Linked DNA regions of Homo sapiens: all the other regions are linked to region 2. A link is a loop called in an ENCODE intact Hi-C map of the cell type or tissue named here. Cell type or tissue: adrenal gland. All regions are shown on one strand.

Region 1 (5,000 bases), 280 kb before region 2:
AGCATGACTGGTGTGCTCCAGGAAGATCCAAGAGGCCAGGGGAGCTGAAGTGCAGTAGATGAGTGGCAGGGTGGCAAAAGATGAAGTCAGAGAAGCAGGAAGATGTGTGTCGGGGTGTTGGGGGGTGGACATCAAGCGTCTCAGAGGGCGAGAGTGAGGATTGCATAAAGCCAGGCATATAGAGGCTGAAGTCTGACACATAGCAAGTATTCAATAAAAGCGGTGCTGGTCATAGTTGGGGCTCTGAGTAGCAGCAGGAAGGGCCAGTCCTAGGACATCAATGCCTCTGAAAGTTTAAGCAGTGGGGGTTGCCCCCAGGTCTGGGTCCCACCACCAGGCCTGGGTCCCTTCCAGCCCCGCTTTGCCCCACTTCACTTCTTAGGCTGCAGTGACAAACTCCAAGAGTGAGGTTAGGTGTCAGGAGGGAGAGGGAGATGACACAGTGCATGGTAAGGAAGGGGGCTGTGGCTCCTCCCTGATTTTCCAGGAATGTCCCACCAGTTATCTGGGTCTGGGGAGAGGGATGGGGAAGGGGAGGAGAAGGTCCCACCTGCAGCAGCAGCTCCAGGCAGCCACAGAGTCTGTGCAGCTCGGCACTGGTGTCCGTCACTGGCCCCTGCCCATCCCCATAGCCCTGGAGGATGGCAGAGACGGCAGCTGCTGGGAGGATGGCAGATGTCAGGTCGCTGAGGGAGGGGCTCCCAGACCCTGACTTCTCCCATGACTCAGTCCCAGAGCATCTCTCAGGACACACTCACCTCTTAGGTCTTTGGTGACCTTGAGGATGGCTCCCTCTTCTGCCATGGGTACTTGGAAATGATGTGATTCCTTGCAACTTGGACTGTGAGCTCAGGAAGGACTTTCGGCCTCACTGCCCAGCTCTCTCCTTACACAAAGCAGGACGCAGAGCCTACAGAGGGAAAGTGACTAATCTTGGGTGACATAGCAAGTTACCTAGTAGGGGGAGAATCCCAGCTCTATCTTGTAGGCCAGTGTGTGAAGATGATGGTGTGGCCTCCACCGATTGAGCAGTCCCTGGGTGACGACACTGTGCTAACACTTGATGTCCTTGTCCCATTCAATCCTCACATAATCCTGGAGGTTATTAACTCCATTTTAGACCAGGAGAAACAGGGGATTGGAGAGGGTAAGTCTTTTATCCAGCATCACAGAGGTACCCAGGACTTGAACTCAGGTGTCTGTGCCCACAGGGCCTGTGTTCTGGGTCCTGACTTGGTGTGAGTGACCCCGTGAGGGCTCATGATATGTGGACACTAGGCTGGGGGTGTCCACTCCTTCCCCATGGAGTGCCCCTAGCCTTGCCTGGGTACTCAGTCTCCTCGAGACACCTACTCATCCTTTCCTGTGCCCCAGCTGAATGGAAAATATGTGTTCTTTGAGGAGAGGGTGCAGAAGTAAAGCACGGCCCCAGGGCTGGGGCTGAGCACATGCTGCGTGTGTGTGGGGAGCAGGGCGCCTGGTTGTAATACTGCCTTTCTCTCCAGGGGGATCTCATCCTCTTCTCCTCCCCATGGGTCCTGGGGCCCAGAGAGGGACACTGTGGCCCTGACAGCTGGTGGCCTTATTCTGAGATCCTAGAGTCAAGACCAGGCATGGAGCGGAAAACCCAGGTGTCCTGCCTCCCGGGCTGTGGCTGTTGGAGTTTGGGGTGGGGTGGCAGTGGTACAGCAGTGGGACACAGTGGAGGGAAGGGGAGAGGGAAACGGAGGTAAATGAGGGAGGTGGGTGGAGCATGGGATTCAGGGAGGACGGGGTCAGGAGTCCAGAGACCTGGGTCTCCATCCTGGCCTGGCTATGAACTCACTGTGTGATCTCCGGCAAATCACTCACCTTCCTTGAGCCTCAGTTTCCCAACCTGTAGACCAAAGATTGGACTGATGGTCTCGGCAGCCCCTTCCAGCCCAGATCCTGTGTGAAATCCATGAACGGCTCCATGTGTCTCCTCCTCTCCCTCGTCTCTGCCAGGCATTTTCCTCCCCTGGCTCCTGGCATCACACTCCTTCTATCCCCGTAAGTTCCAGGGGTCTCCCTGCTACTCACCCAGGAGAGCCTGGCTGGCTGGGGCACGAGAGCGCAGCTCTGCTGCCAGAGTCCGTCCCTAGTGACTCTGCCTTGCACAGCAGTCCCAGGATTTACAGCCTGGGAAGAAGTAACTCAGTCCCAGCCCAGCAGCCTGGAGGGGGAACCTGGCTCACAGCGGTGGGGGAACCGCAGACGCTGCAGGGAAGAAGTGGTAGAGGCAGGATCCAGGGCGCTGGGGCAGAATGGTGAGATGGGGGATGGGTCCTCTCAGGCCCACCTGGGGTAGAGTCACCTGTTGGCCAAATGGGGGCTGATCCATTGTGGTAGCTGGGACTGCTGCTAGTTTCCTTTTCGTTTTCAGCACCTGCTCTTGCTTTTCTCCTTCTCACCACCAGGGGGCAGAGGGAGGCCATGGAGCTCCGCAGCTGCTATTCCTGTGGTTGTCTCGTCTCTGTCACTTGGTTGGGCTGAGAGGCAGCGCTCCAGAGTGGGGAGGGCAGGGCGAGGGTCCCACCACGCTCCTCCTTCCTTCTCCACCTCAGTCAGCTGAGCGGTCCACCTGAGTGCTGGTCACCAGTGCCGAATCCCTAGTCCTGATCTCATTCCCAAAAGGATGGATGTGAGACCACCAGTGAGATCCTGTGCCCAGCAATGGGCCAGGTGGGTTTCCCAGGTGGGCTGGGGCTTCCCTTCCTGGCTGTGCTCTGCCTCCTTGAGGCTGGGGTCTTTCCATGCTGGGTCCTCGTTTCTCCAGGCTGGGCTGCTGCAGGGGCTAGTATGGGGGCAGAGGAGCAGGGGCCTGGGAGGACGGCTGTTTTCACAAACCCCAGGAACCGCATCTAAAAACCAGCACAAGGGATGCCCCAGCCCGTCTGCCCTCTCCTCCGTCCCTATATCCCCCATGCAGAGGCTGAAACCCCCATCTCTGTCTCCCGTGTCATGTCCCTGTCTCCCATCCCTGTCTTTCCCTCATTCCTTCCCTTTCTCTGTTCCCTGTGTCTCACTTTGCACCCTTGGTCTCTTTCTTGCCCTCCCAATTCAGTCTGTCTGAGGCCCTGTCCAGGATCCCTGCCCCTGCGCTCCTCCAGCACCCTGCCCTTCTCCAGCCCCCTGCCTCCCTCCAGTCCCCTGCCCTCCTCTAACCCCCTGCCATCCTCCAGCCCCCTGCCCTCCTCCAGTCCCCTGCCCTCCTCTAACCCCCTGCCATCCTCCAGTCCCCTGCCCTCCTCCAGTCCCCTGCCCTCCTCCAGTCCCCTGCTGTCCTCCAGCCCCCTGCCCTCCTCCAGGTCTGAGCTGGGAGGCAGGTGTCTGCCAGGGAACCACTCTGCCTGGTACAGGTGTGGCGCTGGTTTCTCCCTGGGAGAGTAAGAGGAGGTGTTTGGCATCACCAGGGATGGGTAACTCCTCTCTAGGTCCCTGTGACCTCAGGACTCCCTGTTGGTGGGTCTCCTTGCTTCACCCCATGTCCCTGCCTCCCCACCTCCCACACAGCCAGCTTTGACACGGATGAGGGGGTGCCTGTTGGGCCAGGCTAGGGTGGGCAGGAGCAGGGACAGTCAGTGGGGCTGGGATGGAGCGAGGTGCCAGGGGCAGTGGAGGTGGATGATCAAGGCGAGAAGGAGGGGAAGGTGTGTGTGCTGGTGTGCAACAGTGGCAGGGACAGGGATGGGGATGAGTGTCTATCTGCATCAGATGAGCTGGTTTCTAAGCGGCCTCTTGGGAGAGCCTGGAGCTTGCCTGTGACTCCCTCCCTCCTCTAACTGTGGGGAACAAGCTCCATCCCAGCTGGTGTGCCCTGACTCTGGCTCCAGTGGGGGTTGCTGCTGCTTGGGGCTCCCCTCTTCAGGGGCTTAGGGAAGAGCAGCCTGCACCCATCACCTGGGCCCTCACTAGAGGAGGTGTGATACCCTCGTTCTTGGGGTGGATAAACATCTACTGGGTGCTGATCCCCTCAGGAGCCAAGGCTCAGTGGCTACCCGGACATCTGGGCTGCCTGCCAGGGCACTCCTACTGCCAGTCCTGCTACTTCCATGCCCCTATTCCTCTCCTGGCTCTCCTGGAGCCCTCCCATGTGTGCTGTGTGTATATGGATTGGGAGGGCAGAAGGCAGAGCAAGGGGCCCGGGAGGTGGGGCAGCCATCTGCGGGGTGGTGCCAGTGGCTGGGGTTAGAGACATTATGAGCCAGGGAGGGGGCTAAGTGGGGCCACGACTAACTTGGGAGAAAGGACCGGATGCGGAGATGGCTTGTACATGGGTGATAAAGAGCGGGAGGAAGTTGAAAATGACCTCTCTCATCTCACAGAGACGGTGACTGACAAGGCAGCTTCAGACATTTGTCTGTATTAGCGTGTTGAAATATTTCGTAAATACAGAAAAGTGTACAAAATTCCCACTGACTAAACACACAGGTGTATCGGTATCCTCAGCTCTCAGAGTCTAGAAATTACCATTAAAGCAACAGTAATCAAGACAGTGTGGTGTTTGTGAAAGAACAAGGAAACGGAAAATCTGTCACATTTTGAAAGACATTATGAAGACGCGACAATCCAATGTAATGTGAGATCCTGGATTGGGTTCTGGAACAGAAAACAGACATTTCAGAATATGGTGACATTTTCATAAGGCTCACAGTCCTCTGAATAGCATTGCAGCAATGCAAATTAGTTAGTTTGGACACATGTGGCACGTAATGTAAGACGTTATCTTTAGGAAAAGCTGGTGGAGGGTATATGAGACCTGTACTGTCTGTACCGTCATTGAATCTCTTCTGTTAACACATAATTATTTTAAAATAAAAAGTTAAAATAAAAAAGAAGTGAGATTCCTGGCCTGCAATCACAAAATGAATTGGAAATAGCATAAAGCAGAGTGCTGTAGAAACGTTGACAGTTGGCTGGGCGTGGTGGCTCACGCCTGTAATCCCAGCACTTTGGGAGGCTGAGGCAGGAGGATCACC
Region 2 (5,000 bases):
ACTAGCTGCTGGGAAATGCCATTTTTATACCTTGCAGCCATGAGTACAGCCATACTTCTGGGGAGTTATTAGTAAAGGAGGAGAGGAGAGTGGGTATTGGGAACAACTGGAAATTTCTGATTCATACTCCAACATGTGCTGGAGGGAAAGATTTAAGAGTTATATTAGATACCATATGGGGAGGGGGTAGCTGAACAGCTTGAGTCCCCCTCTTTCATGGGAAGGGGGGGATGTGTAGGGATGGGTACCAGGGGCCATGTCAGTGTATTGAGATATCTTGACCACTTCCTCCAGTCATACTGCAGACTGGTCCAGGGATGAGTTCGTGACTCAAGTTGGGTCAGTTCAAATGCCCCCCTTGGACTGGAGAAAGAGAATGAGAAAGGGTCTGGGGTTGGGGTGGGTGGCTGCATGGAGTTCTCAACATTATCTCCAGGGAGGTGACTGCCTCTCTGCATGGCCTCTGTCCTCGTGCTTACTCCTCTGCAAGGTCAATCTGTCCATTCCCCTGTATCTCGGGCACAGAGGACAAGGCCTGAGGCTGCAGGGCAGAGCTTTCTATGCTCCATGTGTGGAGTCTAGAGACTGCAGAAAGAGCAGCTTAACTCACAGGGCCACCCAGACTAGACGGTGGACATCTCTGAGGACAACAGACTGGATGACCAGGTGGGCCTGTCTCCAGGCCTTGGTGCTATCTAAGCTCCAAGTGTTAGATACAACCTAAAGTTTCTTGCTAGTGCTGCAGAGAGGGTTGTGTGATGTAGAAAATAGAGACATAGGAATATTGCTGTGCCTTTGCAGGCTGTGAGTCATCCTGACACAGAGGTACTGTAGACAGAGGAGAGTCGTGGGTGGAAGCAGGGGAACATTGCTGTGTAAGGAGAAGGGAAGGAGAGGAGGAGAAGGTCCTGTGAAGAAGACAGAGGTCTCAGAGAGGAAGGAGGAGGACCTAGAAGGGGTGGTGTTTTGATGGGGAAAGGAGCTTTTCTTCTTTTCTAGAAGGAAAGAATGGCTGGTCAACAGTCCAGCCACCACCTTAGGATCAAAGTTAGTGAGCCCCAGAAGAAGGACACTGAATTTGGCCACAAAGAAATCATCCTTGTCCTTTTCTTTGGGAAAAGAGCGACAGCATCAGTAGGGGGCAGGAGGCTGAGGAAGTGGCTTAGCACAGCGTCAGGCTCATGAAAGTCTCACGAGATTTGTAGAGTTGGTGAACTGATGAGTGAATAGGAAGTAGAGACACAGCAAGTATAGACAGCTCGGAAGACCTTGACCCCCACCCACCCCAATCGACGTGTTTTCCTGGGCTTTACTCTTTGCTTCCGTTAGTCACTTTGGCCAAGGTTTCTCCTGCGTAGACGTCAGGATGGCGAGGACAGAGGCCAGGAAGGAAGGAGATGTGTCCCAGAAAGCTGAAGCCCCCTCCTGGGGCAGCCTTTTGGAAGGAGCTTCTGATACCTAACCTGGATCATTCCTGCTGCAGTATCAGCAGGTGTCAGCCGGGGAAGGAGAAGCCTTCTGTGAATGACAGTCCTTCAGATGACTAAAAACAGCTGAACTCTATCCCAAGCAGATATAAGAGAGGTGGAGATCAGGTGAGAGCCGCAGCTGGGTGGAATTCAGGGCAGCGTCAGCGTTCTGTGTGTGCCTGGTGCTGGGTTACAGCCGTCTCACTGCGCTTCCTCTTCTCCGATTCCTGCTCCAGGATCTCACCCTCCCCAGCCTCTAATAACCCCAAATCCTGGATTGGTGTTTGGGAGACCGTGGCTGGCCAGGTAAACAGGGCAGGCCGGGAGCAACAGCAGACACTGGAGGGAGGGAGTCGGGCCCTCCTCTGGATGAGTATTTGGGACCGGCAGGAAGGGCAGGTGGGGGAGGCTGAGTTCGAGGTTTCCCCCTTGGGGTCTCCTCTCTCCTGTTTCCAGTCTCCCCCGTCTCCCTTTTCAGCGCCTCCTCCCTTCCAGCCCATCCTGTCTGCATTTGCCCTCTGCCTTCCCTCCTCTCTGTCCCTCCGTTTCCCATCTCATCTGCCTTCTGTCTCCCAGGCAGCCTCCCCCAAGGCCCCACCCCGCTGAGGCACCTGTAGGCAGGGTTTCGGCAGGAGCTGCTGCCAGTGGTCCTCAGGGGAGGATGGACCTCCCTTTTCAAGAACTTCTGAAAACAGGAGGGGCCTAAACTTGGACTGGGGAGAGCTAAGGGAGGACTTTGGGATGTCCATACAGGCAGGGATTCTGTGACCCTTTGGTTTTCTTCTCCCCCGCCAGTTAAGGCAGAGCTGCCACGGGCTACGGCTCCCTCTAGTGGCCAACTTGGGAACCGCAGCCACTCATTGCCTTTCCTGGAAGCGGTCACAGTGGGCAGTAGGCTGAATCAACTGTCCAAGGGCCTGAGAGGCACAATTAATAGACAGCTGGAAGCCGAGAGTCTTCAGGTACTTAGAGACAGGCTGATTATTAAAAGCTTCAGTACAGCGGTGAGGACGGAGACCCACAGTCTCTGTTCCCATTATCAATCATCCCTCGTGGCGGATTGGACCTGGCCCAGATTTTCTCAATCATTTCTCAATGACCACCACTCAGGCAGTCAGCAGTGGCAGGAGCCAGAGAGCTCCAGGGCTCCAGGGTGTGGCTCAGCAGAAGGGGCACTGGACACAACGGGGCCTAGGCAAGATCCTTCCCCTCTCAAAACCCCCATGTCCCGTTCTTTGGGCCTTTGGGACCTGGGTGTCTCTGGGCTGCCCTCTCACAGCCCTGCATAGCCCATGCCCTAGTGCTTGCTCGCTGAGTCTGCAAGGCCAACCTGTCCATTCCCCTGCAGCCGGCCTGCTGCTTGGCAGGGCAGGTGAGCGCCTCTCCTGTGGCAGACGGTGCAGTGTTCAGCTCCACTGGACCTTTCGGGTGATTTGACCTCTGGAAGTTCTATTCCACTCACTCTTGCTTCTCCCCTTCCAAGTGACTACATTCCTAGAGGTTCTAGCACCTGCGGAGATGGAAACAGCTGCTCCCCATCCTCCGGGATCTGGGTCAGAGAACCTGAAATGCAGGCATCTTTATTTCCCAGACTCAGTTATTAGACTTCCCTCTTTTTCAGAGTCAATGACCCCCACAAAAAGAGTGAGCATGAACATCAACCTTTCTCCAAGGACACCCAGGCTCTGATTTCACTGAACTACCCCAAGTCTCTATGAACGTGGAACTGAATCTGACTGATTGAAAGTAAAATTAAAAAGTAAATAGTCCTCTTTTCCCTAAAAGGAGTGGTAGTGGGTGCTTCTGCAGAGGTAGGATCAAAGCACTGAGAAGCCTATTAGAAAACAAGGACAGTAAAACACTCTCTTTTACCTGCAGGCAGAACATGGGGGCAGAGTGCCCAGGCAGAGCAGGATTTGCCTTCACATCCATCCAATATGGGCCCAAGTGTCAGCTTTGCTAGTTTCTCACTTATGTGATCCCGGACAAATTATTTGACCTCTTGTTGCCTCAGTTTCTTCGTCTATAAAATGGGCCAGTAATAACTAGCTGACAAAGTTATGTGGATATTCACAATTCTGTGTATAGAATGCCGAGCACAGTGCTCATGTGACATGGTGGGAGGCAAGTAACATTTACTGGCTGTCTATGATACTGTTGGGCCCTGCATGAGATGCACAGGATGTCACTTACAAAAAACTCAAAATGGTGGCCGTGATCACTCCCATTTCACAGATTAGAAAACCAAGGCTCGGAGAAGGTAAGTAACAACTCTGTTAGTAAGTGCTGCATAAGGATTCAAATCCATCTCTATCTGCTTCCAAAGACTTTGGGCTTATCCAGAATGGTGTAGATAGTGTGGGGGTAGGAGCATGCTGGGGTCCAGGTCTTGAGATGGTGAGAGGTGACAACGTGCTAGCAGCCCTCGCTCCCTCTCAGCACCTCCTTGGCCTCGGCGCCCACTCTGGCCGCGCTTGAGGAGCCCTTCAGCCTGCCCCTGCACTGTGGGAGCCCCACTCTGGGCTGGCCAAGGCTGCAGCCGGCTCCCTCTGCTTGTGGGGAGGTGTGGAGAGAGAGGCGCGGGCAGGAACCAGGGCTGCGCGCTGTGCTTGCGAGCCAGCGTGAGTTCTGGGTGGGCGGGGGCCCGCACTCGGAGCGACCAGCCAGTGCCGCTGGCCCTGGGCAGTGGGGGGCTTAGCACCTGGGCCAGCAGCTGCAGAGGGTGCGCTGGGTCCCCCAGCACTGCTGGCCTGCCCGTGTTGTGCTCCAATTCTCGCGGGGTCTCAGCTGCCTCCCCGAGGGGCAGGGCTCGGGACCTGCAGCCCACCATGCCTGAGCCTCCCCCGTCCTCCCTGCGCTCCCACCGGGCCCAAGCCTCCCCGACGGGCACCGCCCCCTGCTCCGTGGTGCCCGGTCCCATCGACCGCCCAAGGACTGAGGCGTGCAGGTGTGGGGCACGGGACTGGCAGGCAGCTTTGCCCACAGGCACGGCATTCACTAGGGGAAGCCAGCTGGGCTTCTGAGTCAGGTGGGGACTTGGAGAACTTTTATGTCTAGCTGGAGGATTGTATATGCACCAATCAGCACTCTGTGCCTTGCTCAGGGTTTGTGGATGCACCAATCAGCACTCTGTATCTAGCTTATCTGGTGGGGACTTGGAGAACTTTTATGTCTAGCTAAAGGATTATAAATACACCAATCAGTACTCTGTCTAGCTCAAGGTTTGTAAACACACCAATCAGCACTCTGTGTCTAGCTCAAGGTTTGTAAAGGCACCAATCAGTGCTGTGTCTAGCTAATCTAGTGGGGACTTGGAGAACTTTTACTTCTAGCTAGAGGATTGTAAATGCACCAATCAGCACTCTGTGTCTAGCTCAGGGATTGTAAATGCACCAATCAGCACCCTGTCAAAATGGACCAATCAGCTCTCTGTAAAATGGGCCAATCAGCAGGATGTAGGTGAGGGGTGGTCAGATAAGGGAATAAAAACAGGCTGCCCTAGCCAGCAGCAGCAACCCGCTCTCTGCTTCC
Region 3 (5,000 bases), 200 kb before region 2:
AGCCATGCGGGGGCTGCAGGTCCCTGGAGCTGGACTCTCCAGCTGCCGTCTGGACTCAGGCCATGGGCCCCACCTGAGTCTGGGATGAACATCCTGTCACCCCACACCTTTCTCTGTCCCTGGGCCCTCCTCCCTCCTCTGGACCCTGAGGGGCTCTTGCCATCCTTTTCCCTGTCCCTGCCTACCTCTCCCCCAGGCTCCTCTACTCCTTCCCCAGGACCCCAGCCTTCTACCCAGGGCTGACTCTGTGCCTCTCCTCCCACAGCCAGAGGATCTGGAGGCCCCCAAGACACACCGCTTCAAGGTGAAGACCTTCAAGAAGGTGAAGCCCTGTGGGATCTGCCGCCAGGTCATCACCCAGGAAGGCTGCACCTGCAAAGGTGAGCAGCGGTCTGGGCTGTGGGGGATGGGAGCACCCATCAGGGGAATGAGATGGCTGGGCCTGGGCCAGGCTGGGACTCTGCTGTGCACACATCCTTGGGGTCCCAACCTGACGCCTTGTTCTCATCTGGTGGAGGATGCTGAGCTCACTGGATGACAAGCATGTGGGTGGGTGTGGTGGGCATGGCAGGTGGAGGGTAGCATGGAAATGGCATGCAGCTTGTATGAGGATGAATGGCATGAAGAAGGTATATGGGTGTCATGCGGGTGGCATGAAGAAGGTATATGAGTGGCATGTGAGTGGCATGTGGAAGATGCATGATTAGTATGTGGTGGCATGTGGAGGTTTTGTTGAGGGTGTGTGGATGGCATGTGGCTGGTGTGTGGATGATGCATGTTGACGATGTGTGGCTGGTGTGTGGATGATGTGTGTTGAGGGTATGTGGCTGGCATGTGGATGGCGTGTGGATGATGTGTTTGAAGGGTGTGTGGCTGGTGTGTGGTGGCATGTGGAGGTTGTGGTCAGGGTGTGTGGCTGGTGTGTGGCCTATGTGTGGATGGTGTGTGGATGATGTGTGTTGAGGGTGTGTGGCTGGTGTGTGGTGGCATGTGGAGGTCGTGGTCAGGGTGTGTTGCTGGTGTGTGGATGGTATGTGGCTGGTGTGTGGATGATGTATGCTGAGGGAGTGTGGCTGGTGTATAGATGGTGTGTGGATGATGCGTGCTGAGGGTGTGTGGATGGTGTGTGGATGATGTGTGCTGAGGATGTGTGGATGGTGTGTGGATGATGTGTTTTGAGGGTCTGTGGCTGGTGTGTGGATGGCGTGTGGATGATGTGTGTTGAGGGTCCGTGGCTGGTGTGTGGATGGCGTGTGGATGATGTGTGCTGAGGGTGTGTGACTGGTGTGTGGATGATGTGTGCTGAGGGTGTGTGGCTGGTGTGTGGATAATGTGTGCTGAGGGTGTGTGGCTGGTGTGTGGATGGCGTGAGGATGATGTGTGCTGAGGGTGTGTGGTTGGTGTGTGGATAGCATGTGGTCTGTATGTAGAAGCTGTGTGGAGGGTTTGTGGCAGGTGCATTGAGGTCACATGGCTGATGTGTTTTGAGGCATGTGGATGGGATGTGGTTGGTGTGTGGGAGTCGTGTGGGTGGCATGTGCTTGGCACTGGGAGTTCTGCAAAGAAAGGACGCCCCAGCCCTCTCCTGTGGCAGCTCAGAGGCAACTTTAAGAGGCCCCGAGTCAGACTCAGCGGAGGACCTGTTGTCTGCCAGGCTTTTCAATCGCTATTTTCATGAGCTCCTGGAATGGCCCGGGGCTTGGCTGTCATTATTGCCTGAAAAGTTGGTGTCTTGTCCCAGATCACACAGTGAAATCAGCAGGAGCTCCCTGCACCCAATATCAGTGGCTGACACCTTCACTCACCCCGTTGCCCCATCTGATGCTTCCCTCTCCTTCACCCCCACGTCCCACCAATTGCAGGGCCTCCCAAGGACAGCTGGAGTCCCCAAGCTTCTTGGCATCATCCCCTCCCAATTCCACTGTCATCATTTCTCATGTGGGTGACTGACTCACCTTTGCCTTCTCCTGTCTCCTGACCTATTCTCTGTGACCCACCGTCCACACCAGCTTCCAGTGGGACTTAAAAACATAAGCCCAATTATGTCAGCTCCTGGCTTAAAGCCTTTGGGGGTCCCTCACAATCCCCAAGACAGAGTACAGACCTCTTTCCCCGGCTGCCAGGCCTGGTGGGCTCAGCCTTTGCCCAGCTCTCTGCCGCATGTTCCTCTGCTCCTGACTCCATGTTCAAACCACTGGCACCTCACATGACTCCTCACTATGTTGGGCATGTCAAATATGCCAAGCAGGCCATGCCCTTTTTGCCCGGAGCCTTTGCTCATGAGTCTTTCTCTCCCTGGCTTCTCTCTCTTGCCCCTCCCTCCATGTCAAAGTCCCAGCAGGCTGGGAGGCTGGGCCTCAGAGCCCACTGAACAATTTCTAAAGCGCTTACTGCATACCAAGCACTCAAAGGCATGACCTCATCTGATGGTCACACCCCCCAAAAGGTGCTTGTGTCATCCCCGTTTTACAGAGGAGGAAACTGAGGTTGGCAGTGGTCACGTCGCTTGTCAAGGCACCCAGGAGTGGGGCCCGAGTGGGGATTTCAGGACGTGGGCTCTCAGGGGGAGGGAAAGTGGCTAACCAGGACTTTTGCAATACCAAAATCAGCCACGCGGTGTCACCCTCCTCCCAAGAGGTCTGGCTGGGGCTTGCGGGCAGTTTAGGGTTGGAGCCAGGGGAGAAGTCACAGAAGAATTGCTAGAGGTGAAGTTTTGCATTTTGTTTGCATAACAGCCCCACACCCTGCCCTGCGAAGATGCATAAATTAGCCCCTGGCCCTTCCCCACGGTTCCTTCCTTCCCTAGTGTCTTCCCGTCACTCCAGGGACTCCCAATATGGTGATACGAGGCAGTCTGGGGGTGGGGGCAGAAGGAAGTCCTGCCAACATTCACTGTGTGACCTTGGGCATTTCTCTGGCTGCAGTCTCCGGTGGCCCTCACATTCCATGGCTCTAGGTTCCCCAGCTGACCTGGCCTGAGGGCTTGGGTTGAGGAGAGGATTTGACCCCATGTGAACAGAAGGCTCCCAGGGTGAGCAAGACATGGCCCTGGTTTCACCTAGATCTCAGCCTGGCCCTGCTGGTGTGAACCGGAGGGGAGGGTGAGTGGACAGACTGGTTTGGCAGCTCTGGCTGGGCTCTGGAGGGTGGGGAGTTTGGTGGGAAGAAAGCCAGGGCTACACTGTAGCAGGACCAGCAGGTGTCAGGACTGGGACATGGAAGGTGCAGGGGCCAGGCCCAGATAGGGAGAAGGGAGGAAGACTCCTGACTCTATAGGTCATGTGTGCAGCCTCAGCAAAGGGACTGGGATCTCCAGGCCTGGGAGGAGGCTGGGGCTACTGGGTTCACTGGTGGGAGATGCAGGAGTGAAGCCACTGTCTGTGCTTTGGAGTCAGGAGCTCATGATGGCATGAGGTTGATAGTTCCCCTCATCCATCCATTCACCCACCCAACCAGGGCCACCCGATATGGTTGTATGGGTTTTTCCCTGGCTGAGGGGGCATGTGTGGACCAAACTCCAGCTCATGTCTGTTCACTGAGCCTGACTCAGTGGGTTTACTCTGCTCCCAGCCTTCAAGTCTTGGCTACAACATGGCAACTCTCTTGATGAGTGGCTCTGGGTGATAGGTGGGGTGGGGCGCATGGAATGTCAAGGCCCTGGATTCCCAGTCTCCATGGGACTTGCAACATTGAAGAAAGTTCTGCTGGAGGCAGGGGGCAGTGAGGAAGCTCTTTTAGATCTGGAGACACTGGGGCGTTTGGCCTGTCTCCCCTTGGTTGCCTGGACCTATAGCTTGGGCCGCCCTTCCGTTTTCCTCCCTCTTGCATTTCCCATTTGATGTAATATGGCCAAAAGAGGTGGGAAAGAGAGGAAAGGAACCTGGGGTCTGGTCCTGGTTTTGGAAGACTCAAAGATGAATAAGGCAGATAGGAAACTAAGAGGGTGGACATGCGGGCGTCATAGATGTACAGGCAAAGGGGTTCCTCCGGACCTGTGAACTCCTGTGAACTCCTGCATATGAACCCTGTCCTGGGTCTCTGGGGGGCTGCTGTGAGGAGCATTGAGGTTCTGTGTGCCTGTAAGATGGGTCCTCATGCTAGGGATGAAGGCTCTGTGTGAAAGATGCAGAGACAGATGAGACAATGGCAGGAGAACAGGTGCAGGGGCGTTGTTAGTGGCCCAGGCTCTACTTCTGGCCCTGCTTCTCACAACCTCTGTGATCTTGGATAAATCAATTAATAACTCAGGCCTCAGTTTCCTCATCTATGATTAACAGGGCTGGACCAAGAATACTTGCTGAGGCCCTGACAGTGGGGAGGGCCTGGAAAACTCCCTGGTTGGAGTCTGCAGAGGTAGGATAGCTTCCCCCACGCAGGCTGCTGCTCACCTCCTCCGCGCTGCGTGCAGCCATCTGGCAATCATGAACTGAGCTGTCCTCTGGGTCAGATGCTGTGCCAGGTCCTGGTGCTGAGAGCCAGCCCCTTACCTGGGAAGACAGACACAGTCAGACAATCATGGAGCACGGTACCAAAGCTGACACAGGTACGTGCGTGCGTGCGTGTGTGTGTGTGTGTGTGTGTGTGTGTGTGTATGTGGAGGGCCGTTTCTGACTCAGTAGAGATGTTCTTGTCAGGCTTCAGCAGGGAAGGCATGTGCAGGTTGGGTCTTGAGGGATGTGTAGGAGTTCCTCAGTCCAAATAGTCGGCTTCCCACAGGTCTCTAGGGAAGTGCTCTATGGGAGTCCATGTGCACAGGAGGCCCCAGAGGGAGGCTATGTGGACTCAGAGCTTTGCTCAAGGGCTCTACCTCCCACCAGGCCGAAACCCACAGGAAGATACCAGGATGGCAGCTCAGCAGCCCGAGGGCTGCCATCAGGGCCTGATCTGGGGCCCAGACTTGGATAAAACTTCACTTCTCAATGCCTCTGGTGAGCCTGGAATGGGGGACAGTCACCTGCAGTTTCCTTAGGGCAGGATGCACCTGGAAAGACGATCCGTCC

The links. Peaks named below come from ENCODE experiments on the same cell type or tissue, not always from the same donor. Only the 100,000 strongest peaks of a DNase experiment are listed, where the experiment ranks them.
Region 1: it touches region 2 in a loop (4-fold over the local background); 78 of 110 quality-filtered maps call a loop at or near these places.
Region 3: a loop joins it to region 2, with 5 times the contacts of the local background. A loop is called at or near these places in 108 of 110 quality-filtered maps.

The regions. Positions count from the first base shown.
Region 1 is chr2:218,066,410-218,071,409 of GRCh38, reverse strand. RUFY4 (RUN and FYVE domain containing 4) reads right to left here and starts at 2,157. Exons shown (of 13, transcript NM_198483.4): 1 at 2,062-2,157; 2 at 1,852-1,929; 3 at 759-910; 4 at 551-657. The coding sequence starts at 804. RefSeq lists an enhancer at 1,545-2,408. In adrenal gland, CTCF peaks have their summits at 2,162 (motif pointing right) and 2,401 (motif pointing right); DNase peaks (open chromatin) are centred at 2,189 and 2,629; H3K4me3 peaks cover 522 bases; H3K27ac peaks cover 346 bases.
Region 2 is chr2:217,786,679-217,791,678 of GRCh38, reverse strand. It overlaps DIRC3 (disrupted in renal carcinoma 3), which reads left to right and starts at 1,236. Exons shown (of 13, transcript NR_186301.1): 1 at 1,236-1,595. In adrenal gland, a CTCF peak has its summit at 2,291 (motif pointing left); DNase peaks (open chromatin) are centred at 428, 668, 1,488 and 2,288; H3K27ac peaks cover 2,840 bases.
Region 3 is chr2:217,986,322-217,991,321 of GRCh38, reverse strand. It overlaps TNS1 (tensin 1), which reads left to right. Exons shown (of 33, transcript NM_001387777.1): 2 at 266-380. It overlaps TNS1-AS1 (TNS1 antisense RNA 1), which reads right to left. Exons shown (of 4, transcript NR_135524.1): 3 at 4,389-4,487. Among named protein-coding and RNA genes, the nearest start is that of TNS1-AS1, 10 kb to the right of the region's middle. In adrenal gland, a CTCF peak has its summit at 2,604; a DNase peak (open chromatin) is centred at 2,621; H3K27ac peaks cover 3,649 bases.